3 separate regions of the Homo sapiens genome follow, and regions 1 and 2 are each linked to region 3. The links are chromatin loops, found by intact Hi-C in ENCODE. Cell type or tissue: MCF 10A. All regions are shown on one strand.

The links. A loop is a pair of places that touch in the nucleus more often than their neighbours do. Peaks named below come from ENCODE experiments on the same cell type or tissue, not always from the same donor. Only the 100,000 strongest peaks of a DNase experiment are listed, where the experiment ranks them.
Region 1: it touches region 3 in a loop (11-fold over the local background); 6 of 110 quality-filtered maps call a loop at or near these places.
Region 2: a loop joins it to region 3, with 15 times the contacts of the local background. A loop is called at or near these places in 4 of 110 quality-filtered maps.

What each region holds. Positions count from the first base shown.
Region 1 is chr2:232,288,509-232,296,508 of GRCh38, reverse strand. The region is part of intron 13 of DIS3L2 (DIS3 like 3'-5' exoribonuclease 2); the gene reads right to left. Among named protein-coding and RNA genes, the nearest start is that of ALPP, 86 kb to the left of the region's middle. RefSeq lists enhancers at 2,955-3,676, 3,677-4,400 and a silencer at 3,686-3,775. In MCF 10A, a CTCF peak has its summit at 3,676 (motif pointing right); a DNase peak (open chromatin) is centred at 3,708.
Region 2 is chr2:232,361,139-232,369,138 of GRCh38, reverse strand. No RefSeq gene overlaps it. Among named protein-coding and RNA genes, the nearest start is that of ALPP, 14 kb to the left of the region's middle. RefSeq lists enhancers at 3,203-3,799, 4,981-5,070. In MCF 10A, CTCF peaks have their summits at 1,211, 1,412 (motif pointing left) and 3,384; a DNase peak (open chromatin) is centred at 3,358.
Region 3 is chr2:231,902,075-231,910,074 of GRCh38, reverse strand. No RefSeq gene overlaps it. Among named protein-coding and RNA genes, the nearest start is that of MIR1471, 14 kb to the right of the region's middle. RefSeq lists enhancers at 3,709-4,326, 4,327-4,945. In MCF 10A, a CTCF peak has its summit at 3,838 (motif pointing left); a DNase peak (open chromatin) is centred at 3,814.

The DNA of each region.
Region 1 (8,000 bases), 390 kb before region 3:
TCCCACAACATGAGGGATTACTAAAATTCAAGGTGAGATTTGAGTGGGGACACAGAGCCAAACCATATCACCTACCAAGTAAAGGCTTTCCTTTATCCTGACAAAAACCACTTAAATTAGGTATTGCTATTTCCTTTAAACAGATGAGGAACTTGAGGCTGAGAAAGATTAAGTAGTTTGAGCAAACCACAATTAGAACTGGAATTTTAACCAAAATCCATGCTCCTTTCACCTCACCAGCATTACAGGACTTGGTGATGGTCTGGAGATAAAGTCAGTGAGAGAGGGAAGAGTCAACAAGTGTTCAGGATTCTCTGGCTCAGGCTGCAGGGCAGATGCTATTGCTACTCACCCTGACAAGGAAGAAAAACAGGTTTGGGAGAAGAGTTTGAGTTCAATCTGAGATTGCGGATTCTAACATACCTGGGAGGCATCTAGTGGAGATGGCCAGTAGGCTGCTGAACATACAGTTCTGAAGTTTATAAGCAAGATTGTAACCTGAAGGGATAAGAGAGCCCTGGATAGAATCCTGAGAAACACCTGTATTTAAGAGCTGGACAACAGAAACTGGGGAGTGGCTATGGAGTTCTGAGTTCTGACATTATAGAAGCCAAAGAGAGAACATGCCTCAAGGAGGGCATAGTCAGCAGCGTTAAATCCTTCTAAGAGGTCAAGTAACAGAGAACATTCCCAAACAAGGAATCCTTTGGATCTATCAGAAAAGACTCTTGCAGGGAGTGCTGGGGGCAGAGATCGGGGTGACAGGTTGAAAAACGAATAGAAAGCCAGGAAATGGCAATCATGAGTGAATACAACTCTTTTAGCAAATTAGACAGTGCTAGGGAAGAGGCAAGATTCATGAAATGGAATGGGAAAGGATGAGAGGATGTGAGAGTGTACTGAAGGTGTTTGAAGGGAGTATATTTAAAGATGACAGAGACTTGTTTCAATGCTGACAGGAAGAAGGCACTATGGATGGTGGAGTAGAAGACATTAAGAGAGACAGAGAGAACTGCAGATTCAAGGTCTCTGAGATGACAAGGGATTGGATCCAACACAAAAGTGGAACCCCTTTCTTGGCTGCAAGAGGAAGGAAGATGGGCAGCGATAACAGTAAGATCTGTGGATTGGGCAGGGGGGATTTAGAATGTCCTAGTATGATTTTTTAGGTTCTTTCCTGAAAATTAGGACACAAATTATCTGCAAAGAATGGGGAGTGTGATGGGGGAAGGAGTTTGAGGAAAGTGATGAAGGTTTGAAATTGCTCCTTTGGAGAATAGGAAAAACAGTTGACCTGGGCAGAGCATAAGGATTGCCAGGGAGTATTGCCAGGGAGTATTCGGAGGCCACAGGATCTGAAGTTACTGTAGCAAGCATCTGTCCCACTGTTAATTTTTTTCTAGCAACTTAGACATTAGTGTGAAGAAAGTTAGGTTGGTCCAAGCTGAATATCTGCCAGGAAGGTATGAGGGAAGAATAAGGGGGTAAGGGAGTGGAGATACAATACGGCAGCATATGGACCAGGAGACCTACGGGGGAACAGGAAGGAAATAAATGGGAAAGAGGCTGATGGGAAGAAAACAGAAGGAAGCGGCTGGGTGACAGATGTCTGGAATGGAGCTAATATTTATTAAGCACGTCCTCTGTCCTAAGCATCTCTCACGCTGATCTTATTTAATCCTCGCAAGAGCCCTGCAAAGCCGGTTCCTACCTCTATGTTACAGGAGAGTTTATTAAGTATTTGGCCCAAATTACCAAGTAAGTGGCACAGCTGAAGTATGGTCCATGTTGCTAATCACTGGGTGTAGTGTCTGAGAGGTCAAGGAGAGGAGTGTGGGAGTCACTGGATAAGGGAGTTGAAGGGGCTGAGGCCATGGTCAGAGAGCAGGCTGTGTGTCTGACCTTGGAGATGGCTGGTCAAAAACAAGATCCAAAAAGAAGTCAAGGAATGGAGAGCCAAGGGTCTGGGTAGGGATAAGGGTAGGGGATCCTTCATGAGGACTGAAATTCACCCAGGATGATGGTATGCTGTTTCCACAAAGTATGTCCCTACTGGTGTGTAGGTGCTTACCATGTACAAGGTTCAAAAGATGAATGAATGGGTCCATCTGGTTCCTGTAGCAAACACGGATGCATAGCTAGCAGGCATTTCCTCCTTGCTAAGGATGGCCTACTTTCACTCAGCTATTCATTCCCCTGTCCTGCTCCCCATTCTAGGGGGTCCGGGGGGAAGCAGACCCAACCTCTAGCTCCAGGGCTGGACGTGACAGCTCTGAGGTAAGAAACCTAAGCCAATCAGGGCATGGCATTTCCTGGCCCTAGAAACTGGTTCAGGAATGGATGTGTGACCCAACCGAGGCCAATGAGGTACGAGGGGATGCTTGTTGAGTGCTTCTGGTCATGCGGGCCAGAACTGCTGCAACCAGCTTGCCACCAGCCTGAGAAGGGAGCCAAATCATGGAGGACACAGACTCCAAAGACTGACAAAGTGGGCAGCCAGTGCCTTGGTGGAGGCAGGCCTGGTCCCTGCCACCTCCGGGCCCTCTACTGCCCTTGTGTAATTTGTGCTCATGCTTCTCCTAAGGACACTGACACACAATGTATCTTCCTACTCCCTTGGCTATGTTCTCCTAATCCGCTCTCTAGAACATAGCTGTTATTTTCCTGAAGCATAAACCTGGTAACACTTCCCTCTTTAGTACCTTTGACGGCTTCCTGCTTTTGGAGATATGAAAGTGAATTCAACACAGCCCAGGCTCGCTGAAGGTTGGTTGTTCACATGAACAAATATGGACAGTAACAGAGCAATGGAAAGAGGTGGGCCTGTGCTCGGGAGGGTGTGCCAGCCAGGGAGGCCCTCAGGACAGACAGAAGGAGTCTTACAGGACAGGGAAGGGTCACTCTCCAGCTCCTGCAGAGCTCCATGCACTCCCCGACGCGGTCCACTTCCCTGAGGGGTTCAGAGCAGACCAGGCTCTCTTAGGCCTCTGTGCCCTTCCTCATGCTCCACCTGCTTCCAGGGGAGCCCTTCCTGCCTGTCCCTCCTCTGTCAAAGTGGCCCTGATCTTTTGTTTTCCCCTTCGCTGGAATGCCAGAGGTATTTCCCCCAGAGAATCCAAGGGTGGCTTCACCAGGTCTCCTGGGCAATCGGTGTCCTTATCACTGTCACAGCAGGTGTCCAATGTCATTCCTTCAAAATAATTTCTTTTTCTTCAGTAAATAAATTCTGCCTCACGTCTGCCTCCTGCTCAGTAATTGCCACCAGATGACCAGCTGTGGCTCAGACACTCTCAGTGTTCAGGTGTTGCCATCTTGTCAGCACCCTCAAGAGGCACAAGCTCCTTCCCTCAACAATGCTCACTAGATACTTCCTAGCTATCAGGCACGGCAAGGAACCAGGCAGCAGCAGCGCTCTGGCCCTAATCACCACCTGCAGGGACCACCCACAGAGCAGCTCAGCTTGGGAAGTCAGCCTGCAAGAATGGCAGCCACTCAGACTTCACAAGGTCTTTCTCTCTCCAGAGGCAGCTGCCATGTCAAGCAGGAGAGCTCACCACTACCCAATCCTTTCCCCAGGAACAGGCTTCCCTGGGTGGACAGTTTCCAACTGCACAACGGTCCTGGTATTGAGTGAAGAGGGAAGGAAGTGAAGGACCCAAGAGGCAACAACAAGGTTGCTCTGTCAGCTTCCACCAGCAGAGGGCGGAAGCCTTCAAAAGGGTTCAGTTAGAGGCAAGGCTTTCATCCCAACAAGGAAAGGGCAGTCTCCCCAGGGCAGAAAATGGGAGAGCCTTCTCCTTTCAGGGGCTCAGGCTGAGGTCACACAGGAGGGCAGGCTCCAGGCGGCCAGAGCATGAGACTACCACTGGGTCCCCTTTGGACCTAGGCCTCCTGCTCTAGGGTGGGGCCCCCAGGAAACTGGCCTTAAGAGAATCGCGTGGGTGAGCTCTAGGAGCCTGGATGAGTTGAAGGGACTAGGACCCTTGGGAGAGGAGAATCTTCCCCAGACTCTGTGGGAACATGGGATGCAGGCCCTGTTGGGGTTGTTGGGCCTTTGAGAGGCCCTCCTTCCGCCCGTCTGAGCTTTCTGGGTAGGATGACAATGGAGACAGCAAGGCGACCCTCCCAGCAGATGGCAACAGGTGGGTAACAAGAATGAGTGACTGAGGACTATGTACAGCTTCCTCAGGCTGCTCAGATTATTGCTGCTTGGGGATGGCACTTTAGGGAGAACTTAGGGGCAGAAACAATGTCCTAGGTAAGCAGAAGGAGGGGTGTCCACTGAGTCTTTTAATGTAACTATTAAAAGATATGTGACCTTATTTTGGATCCCAGCCTGGTGAAGACAGTGGGCCAGGCTACATTCATAAGAATAACCAGAAGCGTGACGAGACAAGACAGGAAAGTGTGGCTAGGCAAGCATGCCAGGGGTCCCTCTGGGCTACTGAACAGGTAGATCTTTGGCTGGCCCAGGCACACAGGCAGCTTTGTCAAACAGCCATACTTGGAGAACGTCATGCAAGGGCCACTAGGCACTAAACTCCATCAGTTAGGGAAGACGCCACATCAGAGGTTTCGAGGCTTTGGAAAAGTCCTGGCCTGACCTTGGAAGGGCAAAAAAATGAGTTTAAAAGTTTAGGAATTCCCTGTTTTGTTCGCAATACCTCCAAGATGACCTCTCATGGACAACCAAGTCTCTCTCTGCCCGTCTCCTGGAAGGTACTTACAGCCCCAGCAGGACAGAGCCATTCAGCTTTCTCTGCAGACTACTCCATGAATGAGCAGGGGAACCTAGGATGCTAGCTCAGAGCTCCCCTCACAGGGGTGTAATGAGGGAGGTCACTGGTAAGAGCACAGTGTGAGTTATTTGGCCAGGATTGCTCCAGTTCAAACCAACATGGGTTCTCCAGGAGGCCTGTGAATTTGCTTCAATCTGCTAGTTATTAGGACCAAGGTTCAAACACAGGTCAAGGCCGGCCTGGGAAGCCTCCAGCCTCTCCACGGTTGACTCTTCCCCTCATAGTCCACTGGGTCTTACAGGGTGTCCAACTCTTCCTTAAGCTGAAAGTGGTAAATCCTAGCACAGTTCAAACATTTCAGCTATGCCATTTATGGCAGAATTTAAAAGATCAGAAAAGTTACTTCTACCTGCAGCCTTGGTTTTTAATAGAAAAATCTGATTAGAAGAAAATCACATTTTCAGAGATGATCTTGAGTTTTTCTTCTTTAGTGTTCACTGTTTGGTTTGGATTTCCTAAGTATAATTTCTTTTTTTCCATCTCCTTTTTGCTTTCTTTTATAAGACAAAGATGCTGTGGACTTTGCTTTAACTTGGTTAATGACGATTCTATGGCAATGTATTAAATTTCTTTCTCCTAAGTCCACTGAAGTCTTTTTGGACTTGGAGAGAGCTTTTTAAGAAAGAACTTGCTCATTCAGCAGGATTTTCCTCCCCACCCCAAGCTCTGGTTCTGACCTGGAAAAAATAAGAGTGAGAAAGAGCAAGAGAATCCTGCAGTCCTGACGCTCAACTTCACAAACCACAAAAAAGAACCTTTCTCCAGTAACGTAATCATGGAGATTTCTGGCACCTTGGTCTTTCAAGAAAAATACATCCTTCTGCTGGCACAGGGACCCATCAAACTAAACCCTATTCAGCATGGAGTTCCCGATTCATTAGTGTTGGAAAGTCTATAGCGAGGCTGGCCGCTCCCATTGGATGATGCCTCCCTGCAGCGCCGTCTGTAAACCCCACAGCTGTGTTTTCACTTAAAGCCACTTCTCCTGACTGCGCTGCACCTTGTTCCAGAGGCTTGCTCTGTTCTCATTAAGGTTAAAAATGACAGGACAAGGATTCTTCAATGCTGAGGTTTTACTTTCTGAGAAGAAAAAACGTCTGTCTTTGGAGCTATGGTCAACCCACAGGGAGGGTTGCTCTGTAGGAAGGAGCCAGTCCCAGGAGAAAAGGGCCTGGTGGTAGCATTCATGCCCCCAGGTCAAGCCGCCTCCTCTTCTGAAGGTGACTCCATTGCTCACCAGCACGTCTATGGCAGGAGAGTTCGGCTCACCACTGTCCCACACGACCTGTATTACTGGGTGAGCCCAGCAAGGAAGAGCTCGTCCCTGATCCCAGGGTCTCCTTTAGCAGAACAGGAGCACCTTTACCTCAGCAGCTTCCCGATCAGGACCTGCCCAGTTAGTGGGCCATGTTCTTGCCTCTCACGTGCCTGAGCAATATGCAACAGTGAATACAAAGCATGATGAGCAAGTCTGCGTGTGTCACATGCAGCCAGCTGGAGAGAGAGTGCAGCCAATCTGCTCATCCTAATCAAAGCTGGAGAATTTTTGAGGATTTTCATGGCCAAAGAGGATGACTGCGTTAGAACATCACCTTATCAAACCATTTGTGCTCAGAGCTCAGGGGCCTCAGGCCAACTACTGTCGAAGGAATGCAGTTACCCAAAGCTGCTTCCACAGGAAAGTGCCAGTGCTGACTGCAGGAACTGCATATCACCCCTTCCAATGCACAGAGATGGTTGTGCACCTGGGAAAGATGCTATCTAGATTTCCTTGCATATAGAATATACTAATTCTGTTACCTATCTATCTGCTTTCTAAATAAAGCTTGTGGTCCTGCCCTCAGCAGTGGTCCTACCCAAGCTGCAGACCTTGTGGAAGCCTCCCACAGCTACACAGCCCTGGTCAAACACTCAGCAAAGGGAAGGGAAACAGAAGTAGCCCAAGCGACAGGCTCTCCACCCACTCAGAGATGGTCTACACTTTATCCTGGAATCAGATTAGGATAGAGGATAGTTATGTGTGTAGATCATATGAGCTTGGCTCTCTAGCACCTGCCTTCCTCAAGGGTGGGTTAGTATGTTCCTCTATTTTCACCAGATTTTGTCTTAAGAAATAGCCTTATAAAATCTCTTTCCTGGCTGGGCGCGGTGGCTCATGCCTATAATCCCATCACTTTGGGAGGCCAAGGCAGGTGGATCACCTGAAGTCAGGAGTTCAAGATCAGCCTGGCCAACATGGTGAAACCCCATCTCTACTAAAAATACAAAAATTAGCTGGGCGTGGTGGCGGGCACTTGTAATCCCAGCTACTCGGGAGGCTGAGGCAGGAGAATCGCTTGAACCCAGGAGGCGGAGGTTGCAGTGAGCCAAGATGGTGCCACTGCGATCTCAGACATGAGAGAGGCAAGAACACGGGCCAGTAACTGGGCAAGGCCTGGACAAGTCTCCAAAAAAAAAAAACAAAAAACAAAAAACTCTTTCCTCATTTGCCCAAAATGCAAACGCTGTCCACTGTTGTAACACTGAATATTTCCAATATCAAGCCTTAAGTGAGAAGCTGCTTTTAGGTGCTAAGAAAAATAATTCTCAATGTTCGATGGGGTTTGTTGTAAGAGATAACCTTGTAAACTCTCCCTCCCCCACGCCACCAAGCAGGACGACTGCATCTGTGATATTGAAATCAGAAAACATGAAGCCCAGTCACAGGAGCTGTGCCCACCCTTACAGATGTCAAATTCTTTCTGACACTCCTCTCCTTCATTCTGATTTTCTGTCTTTCTATTATTTAAATGCAGCTCACTGTTCATTTCCTTTGTTGTAAGTCCTCTCAAAATCTTTTTGGAAACAGATGAGGGTATATATAAACAAAGCAAAGTTCTTCAAAATATAAGCCAAACATACATAAAAATATGAGATCCAGGCAAGTTTAAACACAGACTGATGAAACAATGACCATAATGGTAGGCATTCAGTTCATGGAAAAAAAAGAAAACGGGACATTCCCATACAATACTCAGAGCCAGTGATCAAGCTGGCTGTATTCTTGAAAAAACAGCAGAGAACAGAATGATCTTCCAGGGAATTGGCCTCAGTTTCCAGGGACTTGAGGAGTCGGGGAGTTATATAACCCCAAGCGGGGAGCCAGCAGCTCTGACCTTGTCTCTGTTCTCTCCCAGATTCTGGGGTTGGTGGTGGGGTTCC
Region 2 (8,000 bases), 460 kb before region 3:
ATAAAAATAAAAACAGGCCAGGCACAGTGGCTCACATCTATAATCCCAGCACTTTGAGAGGCCAAAGCAAGAAGATTGCTTGAGATGAGGAATTTGAGACCAGCCTGGGCAACAAAGCGAAATCCCATTTTTCCAAAGCAAAAACCCAAAAACAGCTGGGCATGGTGGCACAGGCCTGCAGCCCCAGCTACTCGGGAGGCTGAGGCAGGAGGACTATATGAGGTCAGGAGTTTGAAGCTACTTGAGCTGCGATGGTGCCACCATACCCTGAGCCTGAGTGACAGAGCGAGACCCTGTTTCTAAAAAAAAATTAAATTTAAATTTAAAAACTTAAAACATTAAATTTAAGTTAGAAAAATTTAAACATTTTAAAAACAGAATTAAAAATTCCCCTTGGTATCAACAGTTCCTATTTCTAAAAGCCAGCAGGGCCAGATAGCCTCAGTCCTCCTCCCCCGCGGGGCCCAGGTGGCCCTGGGTGCCTGGCCGCTTCAGGACAGCGCTATACTAGAGGGCCATGGCTGCCCGCAGGACCCCCTCCAGCAGGCTGAAGACGGTGATGACCTGTACAGAGCCCGGCTGGGAGGAGACAAGGACGGCAGGGCCTGATGTTGAGGCGCAGCTCCGTCTTGGTCCCTGCAGGAGGACCCCAGGCCCCTCCCTCAGCCTCTGGAAGCCTCTGCTCGCCAGTCAGTAACGGAGGCCTGCTCCAGGATGAACGCCCTGGGTCAGGGCAGAGCTGAGCGAGTCAGAGGCCACGTGTCCCTGATGCATCCTGAGAGCTCCCAAGACTTACAAAATGCAACCTGGGGGCCTGGCTCCACCTTTGGGGCATGTTGTTGGTGCAAACGGTGCCAGAGAATTTCTTGGGTGTAAACTCATAGCTTTCATCAAGTTCTCAAAAGGACCCCAGAAGGCCAGCACCCCTGCAATAGAGGGACAGGCAGAGAGCCCCGCCTCTCTCCACTGTGGTTGTCCCCAAGAGAGGGAAGGTGGTGCCAGAGAGCAGAGCTACAGGAAGGGGGTGGGGGTCTGAGTGAGCTGGGAGGCCCTGGGGGTCCTGAAACCCCACCCGGGAGGCTGCAGTGCTGGGGGAGCCCACCAGGGCACATAGATGAGGGCAGAGGGCACCGCAGGAGGAAGGGGAGGGCTCGCCGGGACTTAGGGGAACGGGACACAGAGGGGGCCACCTGCCCTTCCACCCTGGAGGGCTTCACTGCTTGGAGGCGGCCCTTGGCCCTCAGCCCTGGCCCACCCCTGTCTGGCTGGAGGGAGCTTCAGGGAGGCCCTACCGGCTACCTTCGGCTGAGGCAGCAGGTGAGAGTGACCAAGGGCCAGGGGCGGGAGCTGGGAGGGCCTGTGGCTGTGTGTGCTACAGGGAGCAGGCGGTGGGGGGTCCAGGGCTGACTGCACTGAAGTGGGGACAGAGAACTGTGGCAGTGGAGCACTGCGCTCCCTGCTGGTGCCATCTGTCAGTACAGGTGGGGCTGGACCCACTGCAGGGTGAGCTAGGCTTGAACTTCAGGACACACAGCCCCGAGGGTCAACGGGTGGACTCTGTCGTTCCTCTTCTGCTCAGCTCCCGGTTTACTACACACAACGGGCTGGACACTGTACTCCCAGGGCACTCTGGATGTTAGGAAATTCAAAGCCAGGCACAGGGGCAGGTGGTGACCTGCAGACCCCAGGGTCAGCTGGAGCCAAGCCCCTAAGGCAGCATTAGGACAGGCCCATGTCCCCTTGGAGAGAGAACTGTGAATCAACAGTCACTCAGGGAAGGAGACGAGCCAGGGACAGTTCTCTTCCTACTGCTCAGCGGACACTCCATCCAGAGTGGCCAAGGACCATTCTCTGGCTTCTTCTTTCTTCATGTCCCTTTTAAAACAGTCCCCAAAGCCAAGCAAGCCTGGGGCCGGGACCCTTTCTGCATAAGGGCACCCAAGGGGAGGCCAGGAGGCGGGGAGACCACAGGTGCCCATGCCTCTCTCCAGGAGACAAATCTGGCACCAGAGCAGCTAGATACAGAGTGTCGATCGGTGCATTCACAAACCCTGAGCTAGACACAGGGTGCTGATTGCTGTGTTTACAAACCTTGAGCTAGATACAGAGTGCCGATTGGTGTATTTACAATCCCTGAGCTAGACATAAAGGTTCTCCAAGGCCCCACCAGAGCAGCTAGATACAGAGTGTCGACTGGTGCATTCACAAACCCTGAGCTAGACACAGGGTGCTGATTGCTGTGTTTACAAACCTTGAGCTAGATACAGAGTGCCGATTGGTGTATTCACAATCCCTGAGCTAGACATAAAGATTTTCCACGCCCCCACCAGACTCAGGAGCCCAGCTGGCTTCACTCAGTGGATTCCGCACCGGGGCTGCAGGTGGAGCTGCCTGCCAGTCCCGCCCCGTGCGCCCGCACGCCTCAGCCCTTGGGTGGTTGATGGGACTGGGCGCCATGGAGCAGGGGGTGGCGCTCATCGGGGAGGCTCGGGCCGCACAGGAGCCCATGGAGGGGGTGGGAGGCTCAGGCATGGCGGGCTGCAGGTCCCGAGCCCTGCCCTGCGGGAAGGCAGCTAAGGCCCGGTGAGAAATCGAGCGCAGCGCCGGTGGTCTGGCACTGCTGGGGGACCCAGTACACCCTCTGCAGCCGCTGGCCCGGGTGCTAAGCCCCTCATTGCCCGGGGCCGGCAGGGCCGGCCGCCTGCTCAGAGTGCGGGGCCTGCCAAGCCCACGCCCACCCGGAACTCCAGCTGGCGCGCAAGCTCCGCGCGCAGCCCTGGTTCCCGCTCGCGCCTCTCCCTCCACACCTCCCTGCAAGCTGAGGGAGTTGGCTCCGGCCTTGGCCAGCCCAGAAAGGGGCTCCCACAGTGCAGCGGTGGGCCGAAGGGCTCCTCAAGTGACGCCAAAGTGGGAGACCAAGCAGAGGAGGTGCCAAGAGCAAGCGAGGGGCTGTGAGGACTGCCAGCACGCTGTCACCTCTCACCGGGGCCGAGGAACAGGAGCACCGCAGACCTTCTGGTAACTCTCTGCCATCGGATTCCCGGGCAAGGGCACCTCTGAGCTCCCTGGCAGGCGAGCCAGGAGAATGCAGCCATTCCTGCTGCAGAAATATCTGCATGATTTGTCATCTGCCTTCGGTCAGGCCATCAGCACAGAAATGCTTCAGATGCACACAATCATGCATACTTTTGCCCTCTCGCTCCACAAAGATTACCATGTGCCAGGCACGGACTTTCTCCCCATGGAGTCGGACAATCCTCCTGGGCAGGAGCATCCAGGCTGTTTCCTGGTGCCCCTTCCCCCTCCAGCCCAGCTGTAGGCCTAGGGGAAGAAGGACACCTGGAGCTTCCAGGCCGACCTTAAGCTGCATTTTGCAGTGTGGCCAGCAGGACGCAGCATGGCCCCAGATCGGGCAGCACTGAGGCTGCAGGCTAAGGAGGCCACCAGGCGGGCAGGGTGAAAGAGCAGGGCTGTGTGAGGTGGCCCCTGGTTACTCCTCTGTGCCCATGCCCCACCCTCTATGGGTTTAGGAACTGAATATCTGGGGGCCTCTCAGGGCTGAGCCAGGCTCCTGCTCTCAGTTCCTGCAGGCGCTCTCCACATCCCTTCTCATGGTCTTCAGTAAACACGAGGACAAGGACAGGAGGGAGGGGAAAGGGAGAGGGTGGGGCTGCTGCGGAAGCCCCTGCCAAGACCACAGACCTCAGGCAAGCTGCTTCCCTGGCAACTCCGCTGCCTGCCCTCCCTGGACCCCAGCACAGTCCCCGGAGTCACCTCTGCCCTCGACAGAGAACAAGTGCACTCTTGGTGACCTTGAACGTGAAGCCTGGTGAGGCTTTGGAGGAGAGGCCCACCTTGCCAGGGCCCTTGGTGTGGCTGAGTCTCTGCTTCCCTTGCCGTCTCAGCCTCTCCCTCCCTCTAGGGGGCTGGGGGTCGGGACAGCGCCTGTGGGGCTCTGGCCCAGCCAGTTGGGCCACATCAAGCAGGGACCCAGACAAAAGTCAAGGGCAGTGAGTAGGGAGCTGGCACCGCAGAGAGTCCACTTCCCAGGCGCAGCCTTGGCCATGATGTTTGAGGACAGCTGCAGGGGCTGTTTGGTGCCCTCATGTCCTTCTGATGCTGCAGGTAGCGATGGGGGCAGAGAGAAGAGGTGGGCTCCGAGCAGGAGTGAGCAAAGGTGGGGCTAGCCCCTGGCTCTGGTGATGGCACCCTGGGGTGACTAGAAGGTGGGTCCCCAGTGGAGTTTGGGGACAGAAAGGTGCAGGCCAAGCCCAGCACTCCATCCCCGGAACGGAGAACTGAGCTGAGCAGTGCGGGGCGGGTGGGCTGGGTAGGTGGGAGTCAGGGCTCTCATTTGGGGCTAGCACAGGGACCCCTCGTACAGTCTCATACTCTCCTCACAGGATCCAATGTACCTGCCAAATTGATAAGAAATTCACCCCAACCCTTCCTTTCCCAGGACAGTCAGACTGGCTTTGGAAATGATTAAAAGTTGATCTGGGCCTGGGCAGAAGGGCATGGCTGTTAGCCAAAGCTGAACTGCATTCATCTTCAAAGACTTAAGAGAAGCAGCCCCTTCTACCCTCAGCCACCAGGACCATTCTGTCACATTCTGTGGGAGGCTCCTGCTAATGGAATGAGGCCACTCACAGAGCTTGGTCAATTAGCTCTTGCTGAAAACTGCTAACGTGGAACTTTGGTAAGTATGGCATGCAGGGAGTGGTGTATCATCCCATCATCCCAGCACTTTGGGAGTTCAAGGCGGGAGGATTGCTTAAGCCCAGGAGCTTGAGACCAGCATTGGCAACAAAGTGAGATCCCATCTCTACAAAAAAAAAAAAAAAAAAAAAAAAGTCAGCCTGGTGTGGTGGAATGTGCCTGTTGTCCCAGCTACTTAGGAGGCTGAGGCAGGAGGGATCCCTTGAGCCCAGGAGGTTGAGGCTGCAGTGACCCATGATCGCATGACTGCACTCCAGCCTGAACAACCGAGTGAGACCCTGTCTTGAAACAAAATCAAAAGAATTGCTCCCAGCCAGTTTCACTTTCATTTCTTCTGAACACCAAATTTTCAAGGACTTAGGCAGGTCCTTACTGCAGGCTTGGAGCCTGTGGGCTCTCCTGAGGCCATGAAGGCAGCTGCTGGGCCTGTCTCAGAAGCAGAGTGCCCGAGCACAGCCACTTCTCCGTGGCTGGGCAGCCCTCAGAGCGCAGGTGGCGGCCACCTTTACGCGGGACCTGCCGTGTTCTTAGTGGCCGGAAATTGAGTGTAGTGTGGTAGAAACCGCAGGGCCCCGGGAGGCAGGGGTCTGCAGGGCACTGAATTGCAGGCTGCTGGGGAGGGAAAGTGGAAAAGATCTTGGTGGCTGCTCTGTCCCGGGCCAGGCCAGGTGGGGCTGGGGGCCTGGGAGCTGGAAAGTGGAGGCCTGGAGTGAGGCAGCTGCAGGCAGAGCCCCTGGCCTGGGTCAGGGAGGGGCACCGGGAGGAAGTGTAGCTGCTTGACTGATGGACCCTCGCCCACAGCTGGCCATGCACCCTGCTGCCAGTCTCCAGCAGAGGGTGCCGTGGCCTCTGGGTGGCCCACCAGTCACAGCTCGGGCCTCTCGCTGACCCCTCTCCTCCTGGGTGCACTGCAACCTCCTGAATGCATTGGACGTTCCCATGAAACCACAGAGAAATGAATGGGGCCCAGTTCACAGGCATGGAAAAGCCCAGAGGAGAAGGCCTCTGGAGCCAAACATCACATGCCTGCAGGGGAGGCCAGAGCCAGGTTTCCTAGGCTGGGAGGCTCAGTCCACGGCAGGGCCTTTCTATAGGTGAGTCGGCGGGGCCCTGCTGCAGCCAGGCACATTCAGCTACTGTTTTTCTAGCTCCAAAGGACGGAAGTCCCCAGAGGCTAGGTGGCCACATTTGGGCCCTCAGGCCTTGCCAAAGGGAGGCCCAGTGGCTATAGTGGTTTTGGGGAGGGGGCTTGCTGGGAGCTGGGGCTGGGCTCTAGGCACTCAGGTGTTCAAGGGATAAGGGTGTTCTGGAAAGGTGTTCTGGTGCAGGTCTTTTTCCTCTCTTCTGCCCGCATACACGCTCTCAAATACCAATGCTGCCAGAGATGGCTAGGTAAATGAGATGAACCTGGGCTTCCTGGGACCTCTGGCAGCTTTGCTGCTGCAAATTGGAACACATTTGTTCACCTTTGAAAGGTGCTCTTGCCCCCATGCCTGCTAGGGGCAGGTTCTCTTCAGCAGGGCCACCACCCCAGCCAGGTAGCCCCTAAAGGCTGCAAGAAAATGAGAGCACAGCTGCCATCCTGGGCTGGGCTCTGTGCACTTTCCCATGTACTCCTCAAACCTCTGGTAAGGCTGCCACCTCCCAGCTGCATCCGGCTCTGGCCCCTCTCTTGTCTCAGAGTCGCCCTGGGCTGAGCACAGTGCTGAGCATGTTTGCTTTTCCTGCCCTCAGTCTTCCCATCGCCCGCAGAAGGTGCCAGGTGCTGCCTTTGTTGTTAATGCTCCTCCCACCACCCCATGGAGACTTGATGGGCCCCAGATGTGCTGGGTCAGGATGTTACCACACAGCAGGTGGATCCTGTCTCTCCATGAGTGTATTCGTCCATTCTGCAGTGCTATGAAGAAACACCTGAAACTGGGTAATTTATAAGAAAAGAGGTTTAATTGGCTAACAGTTCCACAGGCTGTACAGGAAGCATGGCTAGGGAGGCCTCAGGAAACTTTCAATCATGGCAGAAGGCAAAGGGGAAGCTGGCACGTCTTCCATGGCCAGAGAGTGAGGAAGAGAGAGAGGAGGGGGAGGGGCTGCACACATTTAAATGACCAGATCTTGTGAGATCTCACTCGCTATCACGAGAACAGCAAGGGGAAAGTCCTACCCCATGATCCAGTCACCTCCCACCAGGGAGCTCCTCCAATGCTGAGGATTACAATTCAACATGAGATTTGGGTGGGGACACAAATCTAAACTATATTGTCACTGGTGGAGGGTTGTGACTGCAGGTTGTCCAGGTTCTTGGCCTATTGAACAAAGAATTGGACAAAATGCCCAGCAAGGCAAAGAAAGAATGAAGCAACAAAAGAATGAAAATGGGGATTTATCGAAAACGAAAGTACACTCCATGGTTTGGGAGTGGACCGAGCAGCAGCTCAAGGGCCCAGATACGGAATCTTCTTGGGTCCAAATATCCTCTAGAAGTTTCCCATTGGCCACATCATGCTCACCTCATGTAAATGAAGTGGTGGCCTGCAATCAGTCTGATTGGTTACAGAAAGCAGCCAACCAGAGGCTGAAGTGAAGTTACAAAGGTTACACTCCTGTTCAACCAATCAGAGACTAGGGTGAAGTTACAAAGTTATACTTCTATTGAAACGAAGATGTGGCCAGCAATCAGTCTGATTGGTTGTGGACAGCAGCCATTCAGAGGCTGGAGTGAAGTTACAAAGTGGCAAACAAAGACTGGACCTTCAATCAATCTGATTGGTTGTGGACAGCCAATTTCCCATCTGCCTAGCAGAAAAGGTGAGGGGGTTGCAAAGGGAGTAGCCTGTGGTCCTTTTGTTACTTAGGCATGGAAAGGTAGGGTTCTGCCTTCAATTTAGTTCTAGGAAGTCGGTGTGAAACAGGCTTAGGTTCCCTGTGTCCAGACCCTATTCTCCTGCCTCAATATTGGTATCACCCAATGATCACCCAGTGACCATAACCAAGGAGGATTTAGCAATGGGATTTTGTTACTTGTAACAGGGAACCAGCAGGGACAGTTCCCAAGGCAGTGTGTCTCTGAGCTGGGCACTGGGTCAAATTTTAGAAGCATAGGCTAACGAGGTGTGATGTTACTGGAAACTGCCATGGGGGTGACACCAGAGCTCCAACTGCTTTTTTTTTTTTTAATTTATTATTATTATACTTTAAGTTTTAGGGTACATGTGCACAATGTGCAGGTTAGTTACATATGTATACATGTGCCATGCTGGTGCGCTGCACCCACTAACTCGTCA
Region 3 (8,000 bases):
TGCAGTGAGCTGAGATTGCGCCACTGCACTCCAGCCTGGGCAACAGAGGGAGACTCTGTCTCAAAGAAAAAAAAAAGCCACAGAAATGGCTGCTCAATTTCTGTTGTTGTCATTATCAAAGTTTTAAGGCTTCCTTTATGATCCTGCAAAGCCCATTTCCCCTAGGCCGCCACATCCGTCCTCTGGCAACAATTCCCCTTGTGGTCCCTTCCTGTAATGAGAAGGTCTCTCTGACCGTTAGGCCTGAAGACAAACATCTTAGAATACATGTGGTTAGACAAACATCTTGGCCCCTCTGAGCCGCAGTTTCTTATCTGTCAAATGGGAATAATACCTAATTCAGAGGGCTGAGGGTGGGGGTGGGGAACCAGATGCCGGATGCTGTGAAAAGGTCTTTGCTGCTGGCACAGTGAATACTTAATAAGTGGCAAGACCAATGATAGGATGCACATGGATTTGGGAGGCTGAGGTGGGAGGATCACTTGACATCAGGGGTTCAAGACCAGCCTGGCCAACATGGTGAAACCCCGTCTCTACTAAAAATTCAAAAATTAGCCAGGCATGGTGGTGCATGCCTGTCGTCTCAGCTACTTGGGAGGCTGAACCTGGGAGGCAGAGGTTGGAGTGAGCTGAGATCGCACCACTGCACTCCAACCTGGGTGGCAGAGCAAGACTCTAAAAAATAAAATAAAATAAAATAGTACTTGCATAACATGCGTGGGCTTCTCCAGCAAAGTATACTGGATACAGGGTGAATAGGAAGCTACGGTCTTTCCTAGGTGATCATCTTTTCAATAATATATATCACCGAAAGAGAATTTTAAAGAGAATACGTGAAGCCACCCATATCTAGAGAGGTTGTAACTCACATAATGCAGACATGGATGCTGGGCACCCCACCCTCCAAGCTCATCCTGGATCCAGCCACATCTTGCCCCTCCTCTGCTCCCACCCTGCTCCAGCCACCTCCATCTCATGCCTGGGCAACTGAAAGAGATGCCCGGGCATGGAAGGGGAATCTCCTTGCTTCCAGTCCTACTCCCCTCTCTGCAAGCCTAAGGGATGAGTCCTACCGCAGGGCCTTTGCACTTGATGTTCTCTCTGCCTGGACAGCCGTTTCCCTAGACATTCTCAGGATGCATTCACTTACTTTTTCATTCAGATCTCCGCTCCAAAGCCAATCCCCCAGTTAGGCCTTTTCCAATATCTTATCTGGAAAGCCTTCTCCCCGCTGCCCACGCCCTGGTACTCCCCACTCTGCTTTCTTTTCCTTCTGACGTCATATTCTGTGCTTATTTGTTTATTGCTCATCTTTCCCATCAGAATGTAAATTCCATGGGGTGGAATTTTGTTTTGTTCCCACTGCAAGTCCAGTGTCTATACCCTAGAACACTTTTTTTTTTTTTGAGATGAAGTCTCGCTCTGTTGCCCAGGCTGTAATGTAGTGGTGTACAATCTCAGTTCACTGCAAGCTCCGCCTCCCGGGCTCAAGTGATTCTCATGCCTCAGCCTCCCAAGTAGCTGGGATTACAGGCGCCCACCACCACCTCCGGCTAATTTTTGTATTTTTAGTAGAGACAGGGTTTCGCCATGTTGGCCAGGGTGGTCTTGAACTCCTGACCTCAGGTGATCCGCCTGCCTCAGCCTCCCAAAGTGCTGGGATTATAGGCATGAGGCACAGCCTGACCCCTAGAACACTTTAAATGCTCAATAAATGCTTGTTGGCTGGGCATGGTGGCTCATGCCTATAATTCTAACACTTTGGGAGGCCGAGGTAGGCCAATTGCTTGAGCCCAGGATTTCAAGACCAGCCTGGGCAACATAGGGAGAACTTGTCTCTACAAAAAATTTAAAAATTAGCTGGCCGTGGTGGTGCAGGCCTGTAGTCCCAGCTACTTGGGAGACTGAGGCAGGGGGAAAGGATCGCTTGAGCCCAGCAGGTCAAGCTTGCAGTGAGCCATGATTGCACCACTGCAGTCCAGTCTAGGTGACAGAGCCCAGACTTCGTTCCCCACCCCGCCAAAAATTTCAGTGTTTGTCAAATGAATAAATCGTCATGTCTATGGCTGAGTTTTGGATAACGGCACAGTTCCAATAAAGCAAAAAAAAAAAAAAAAAAAAAAAAAAAAAAACCATGGAGTTTAATGGAAGTGTCTTTTACGCAGTGCTAAAAAAGTCTAATCTATACTTTTGATGGCTTATTGTATTAAAACCCCCACAAAGCTCTGTGAGTGGGAAGAGCAGCTCAGGCATCTCAGGGAGGTCCTTGGCACACATGCCTCGGGGCTTCGCAAACCACTCAGAGAAACTGCTGAGGTCAGTGGTGTTCTCAGAAAAGGGCGCTGGGGGCCATGAAGAAGAAAGTCAAATGCTCCAGGAAGTGGCAGGAAGCTAGATCACACAGGTCATTCCTAGACCCCTGGGAAGCTTGAGGAGGCCCAAAGACCACCTCCAAGAGAGCCTTCCCTGCCTGGAGCCCACTGTTCTGAAGGCACTTTCTAAGGCCACTGGGTGCTAATGCAGCACCCAAACACTGTTTGAAGCAGGTGTGGGAGGAGAGGCAAACAACCGCATCTATCATAAGTCTCTTTTTTTTTTTTGAGACAGAGTCTCGCTCCATCGCCAGGCTGGAGTGCAGTGGCGCGATCTTAGCTCACTGCAACCTCTGCCTCCTGGGTTCAAGCAATTCTCCTGCCTCAGCCTCCTGAGTAGCTGGGACTACAAGCGTGCTACCACGCCCAGCTAATTTTTGTATTTTTAGTAGAGACGGAGTTTCACGATATTGGCCAGGATGGTCTTGATCTCTTGACCTCATGATCCGCCTGCCTCAGCCTCCCATAGTATTGGGATTACAGGCGTGGCCACAGTGGAACTGTATTCTGCCTTTCATAGAACTTGTTTTTTTTTTTTTTTTAGACAGGATCTCACTCTGTCGCCCAGACTGGAGTGCAGTGGCACCATCTCAGCTCATTGAAGCCTCAACCCATCCTCCCACCTCAGCCTCCCGAGTAGCTGGGACTACAGGCACGTGACACTACACCCTGCTAATTTTTTTTTTTTTTGTAGAGACAGGGTTTTGCCATGTTGCCCAGGCTGGTCTCAAACTTCTGGGCTGAAGCGATGCACCCACCATGGCCTCCCAAAGTGCTAGGATTGCAGGTATGAGCCATCGCACCTGGCCATATAGAATACAGAACTTTTTTCTTTTTTTGAGACAAAGTTTCCCTCTTGTTGCTCAGGCTGGAGTGCAATGGTGTGATCTCAGCTCACTGCAACATCCACCTCCCAGGTTCAAGCGATTCTCCTGCCTCAGCCTCCCGAGGAGCTGGGATTACAGGTGACTGCCACCATGCCTGCCTAATTTTTTGTATTTTTAATAGAGATTTCACCATGTTGGCCAGGCTGGTCTCGAACTCCTGATCTCAGGGGATCCACCCGCCTTGGCCTCCCAAAGTGCTGGGATTACAGGCGTGAGCCACCATGCCCAGCCATAAAGAATTCAGACTTTTAATAGGAGTCTGTCTTTGTTTCTGACCCCAATGCTTTTACATTTCTTTATGTTCTGAACAAAAGAAGTACCACCAAATGCGTTCCACCACCACCAAAAGACACTGGCTCTGCAGTTGGGCAAGGACTAACCACAATGACAGTTCAATTTGGTCCAAACATGGTGGTATTTAAGGTTAGCCAATAATTCTCAACATATCGTCCGTCATTCTTTATTTTTTAAAGTCCAGTGAGGTCTGAATAGTATCTGTGGCCGACACTGAGAATCTAAAAGCTGGCAATTTTAAGGGGAAAACCACAGCCTCCTGGTGCCCTCTGGTGGTGAAGCAGTAGGACTGCATGAAATTACAAAGTGTTGAGTCAGTCGCTCCCAAACTAGAACATATTCAGATCTGTTAAAACACAACTTGCTGAAACTCACCCTCAGTTCTAATTTGGAAGGTCGGAGGTAGGACCTGAGAACTGGCATTTCTAACAAGTTTCCAGGTGCTGCTGCTGTTCCTGGGACTGCACTTGAGAATCACTGGTTTAGGTTACCTAGCCCAAACCTGCTTCTATCACAGTACTAGACTGCATGCTAGAACATTTTTTCCTTTTTTTTTTGAAATGGAGTCTCACTCTGTCACCCAGGCTGGAGTGCAGTGGCACAATTTCGGCTCACTGCAACCTCCGCCTCCCGTGTTCAAGTGATTCTCGTGCCTCAGCCTCCGGAGTAGCTGGGATTACAGGCGCGCACCACCACGATCCTCGGCTAATTTTTGAATTTTTAGTACAGACAGGGTTTCACCATGTTGGCCAGGCTGTTCTCAAACTCCTGACCTCAGGTGATCTGCCTGCCTCGGCCTCCCAAAGTGCTGGGATTACAGGCATGAGCCACCACACCGGCTAGAAAATTAACTAAAACAAGCATTTTTCTACACTTGAACAGTGGCTGCTGGCGATTTTTTTGTTGGTTTTCAATCTTCCAAATGTTTGCAATGTGGTTATAAATTTTTTAAAAGCAAAGCAAAACACCCAAAGGACATGATTCTTGTTGGAGAACTGTTACCACGGGCCTTTCCAAGAGGCAGGCACAGACCACTGTTGGCAAAGATGGACTGGTGCTTTGGATCGTGGGCCCCTCTTTGCCTTTTTCACAGCTTTCTGTCCAAGGCCCTGCTGTTCCAAAGACCACACCAGGTTGTGCCCAGACTCCCTGTGGAGCTGGCTCCCCAGACACAGCCCTAGACCCTGGAGGATCCACTTCTCCCCAGAAGCTGGACTCTCCCTCTGCCCAGGGGACTCCAGACCCGTCTCCTCTTGCCAACCCCAGGTGCTCGCTCTTGGCTGCACCCTGCTGCTCCTCAAAGAGCTCCTGGGAGAGGAGAGTCTGGCCTGGGCCCAGCCCAGCCCTGCCTGTCTGCTGAGGGGGCAGGGTGGGGCGCACAAATGAGACGCTCAACTCCCATGGCTCTGCTGAAAGAAGCCAGGCCCTCAGGCACTGGGAGAAAAGTGCCTTTGGGGGTGGCAGGGGCTTGGAATCAGCATCACCAAGGCCACAGGGACTTCGTCTGCACCAACTCTCTGGCTTAGGGAGCAAGGGTCAGCCACATTCTCTCAGATCAGTTAAAACCATGATGCCTCTCACCTCCCAGGATGTAGATCAGAAAGTGAGTGAAGGGGGAAAGGCACTCCAGACTTAAAAAAACAAAACAAAACAAAACAAACCCAGGGGAGGACCCAGTTGGCCTAGCTGGGGTCAAGGACCCACCCCTTGGGCAGTCAACTGTAGTACACGGGTTCTGTGATGAACACCCCTCACCCCCAACATGAAGGCCTTTGATGGGCTTCATCCTAAACGAGGCTGAGCAGACAAAGTGAGTGTCCCAGGGCTGGATGGGGACCGGAATATGACTGCCCCAGAACCTGGCTCCCAGGGCTGCAGCAGTGTCCATGCCTGGCTCCACCCCCACCAGGGTAGACAGAAACCACCTGGGCTCTGCACACAGCTGCACTGCGCTTCCTGCAGCCAGGTATTGTGGTGGGGACATTGGAGATGGGGCAGCGCCTCAGTCAGGCCACCTGACCAGCGCACAGTGACCCCAGCACTGCAGGTGCTGGTGGGGTATACCACCCCCCAGAAGACAGGGCTCCTAGAAGGCCTCAAGGTGGCCAAAGTTCCTGGAACTGCCAAAGTCCCTTATCGCCACCCCTTCCACAGGAGGCCACAGCCACTTTCTCCTCCTCCGCCGAGGCTGGGGAGGTGAGAGAACTCTGCTCTGGCCAACGCCCTGGAGACGGCCTCCTGCTAGTGACGGCTGGGCCCTGACTGGGGCAAGGAAGAGCTCTGGGCCGGCAGGCGGCTGGGTCGTAAAAGTGCATGCACCTGCTGGGCATCCTTGGGCCCTGCAGGCTGCACCCAGCCCCAGGCTGACATCCTGTTCTCAGTCCCAGCGAGGAGCCTTCCCTCCTGGATGCTTGAAGGTTCCAGCCTGCTATGGTCTGAATATGTCCCCCAAATGTGTGTTGGAAACTCAATCCCCAAAGCAACAGTGTTGGAATATGGGAAATGTTTAGGTCATGAGGGCTCTGCACTCATGAATAGATTAATGCCATTCTAAAAGGGCTTGATGGTGCCATTGACTCCCTCATCAAGAAGGGAGTTTGGTTTCATTTTGCCCTTCCAGCTTCTGCCATGTGAGGACAGAGCGCTCCTCCCTCTAGAGGATGCAGCATTCAAGGCGCCATGTTGGAAGCAGAGAGCAGACCCTCACCAGACAATGGACTTGCTGGCAACTCACTCTTGAACTTCTCAACCTCCAGAACTCTGAGAAAATAAATTTCTGTTCTTTATAAATTACCCAGGCTCTGGCATTTTGTTACAGCAGCACAAAGTGGGCTAAGACATGGCCTCCTCCTGGACGTACGGGTGAAGCACTGGTCATCTCTGCCAAGCATCCCTGCCCATAAGGCCCAGCTCCCCCCACAGCCAAGGCCTCCCCATGCACATGGCTCGTGTCCACAGACACCTTGCTGGAGAGCACGTGAAAAGGCAGGTGCTGACCTTGCCCAAATGCCCACATGCCCCTGTTCAGTAGTGGAAACCCACATTCTCCCCTTCAGGCCAGGCTGGGCCACGAAGAAGTCAGGCCTTGCCTGTCCCCTGGATCCTGGGTAACTATAAGATCTGCTTAGAAGAACTCTGGAGGCCAGGTGTGGTGGCTCACACCTGTAATCTCAGCACTTTGGGAGGCCGAGGCAGGTGGATCACTTGAAGTCAGGAGTTTGAGACCAGTGTGGTCAACATGGTGAAACCCTGTCTCTACTAAAAATAAAAAAAAAATCAGTTGGGCGCAGTGGCAGGCACCTGTAATCCCAGCTGCTCAGGAGGCTGAGGCAGAAGAATCACTTGAACCCGGGAGACAGAGGTTGCAGTGAGCCGAGATGGCACCACCGCACTCCTGCCTGGGCGACAGAGCAAGATTCCATCTCAAAAAAAAAAAAAAAGAAAAAAAAGAAAAAGAAGAAAAGAACTCTGGGGCCTGGAAGCCAAGGAGTAACATCCATGCTAAGTGCAATCAATCCCAGGCCCTCAGCAAGATGTGGGTCCCAAGGGCAGCTGGCTGTTGGGGATGGAGTGGAGGCTGGTTATCAATAATTCCAGGTCCTTCCATCATTTGCCGGATTGGCTCAGCAGTCTCACAATGTGTGACAGGCAGAACATTGAGTCCCCAAAGAAGCTCACGCCCTAGTCCTAGAGTCTGTGAATGTGTCACGTGACATGGCAAAAGGCCTGCAAGAGTGAGTTATGGATACAGACCCTGGGGTGGGGAAATGATGCCAGGTAGTCTGGTGGGGCCTGATGTCATCACAAGCGTCCTTAAAAGTGGAAGAGGGAGCCAGATGAGTCCATCAGAGGAAAAAGTGGCTGCAGAAAAAAGGCAGGAGATGCAATGCTGCTGGTTTTGAAGACGGAAGAAGGGGACCCAAGTCAACGAAAATGTGGGCGGCCGCAGGAGCTGGAAAAGGCAAGGAAGCAGATTTTCTCCTGGAGCTTCCAGAAGGGAGCGCAGCCTTAACAACGCTTTAATTTTGCCCATGAAACCCATGTTGGACCTCTCATCCGCGAGAACTGTGAGATAAATCTGTGTGGTTCAAAGCCACGACATTTTGGTAACTTGTTAGAGCCACAGTGGGAAATTCATATGCCACGACAGCCTGGCTGTCCAGAGAGGACAGTGCCGAGCTGCCAGCGACATTTTTATTTTTTATAATAGCTTAACTGGGATATAATTCACATACCACGTACTTTACCATTTTTTTAGAAGTGATCTTGCTGTGTTGCCCAGGCTGGAGTGCAGTGGCGTGATCATGGCTCACTACAGCCTTGAACTCATAGGCTCATGCCATCCTTTTGCTTCAGCCTCCCGAGTAGCTGGGATTACAGGTGTGAGCCACTGCACCCTGCTAATTTACCATTTAAAGTATACAATGTACTATACAATTTTTTTTTT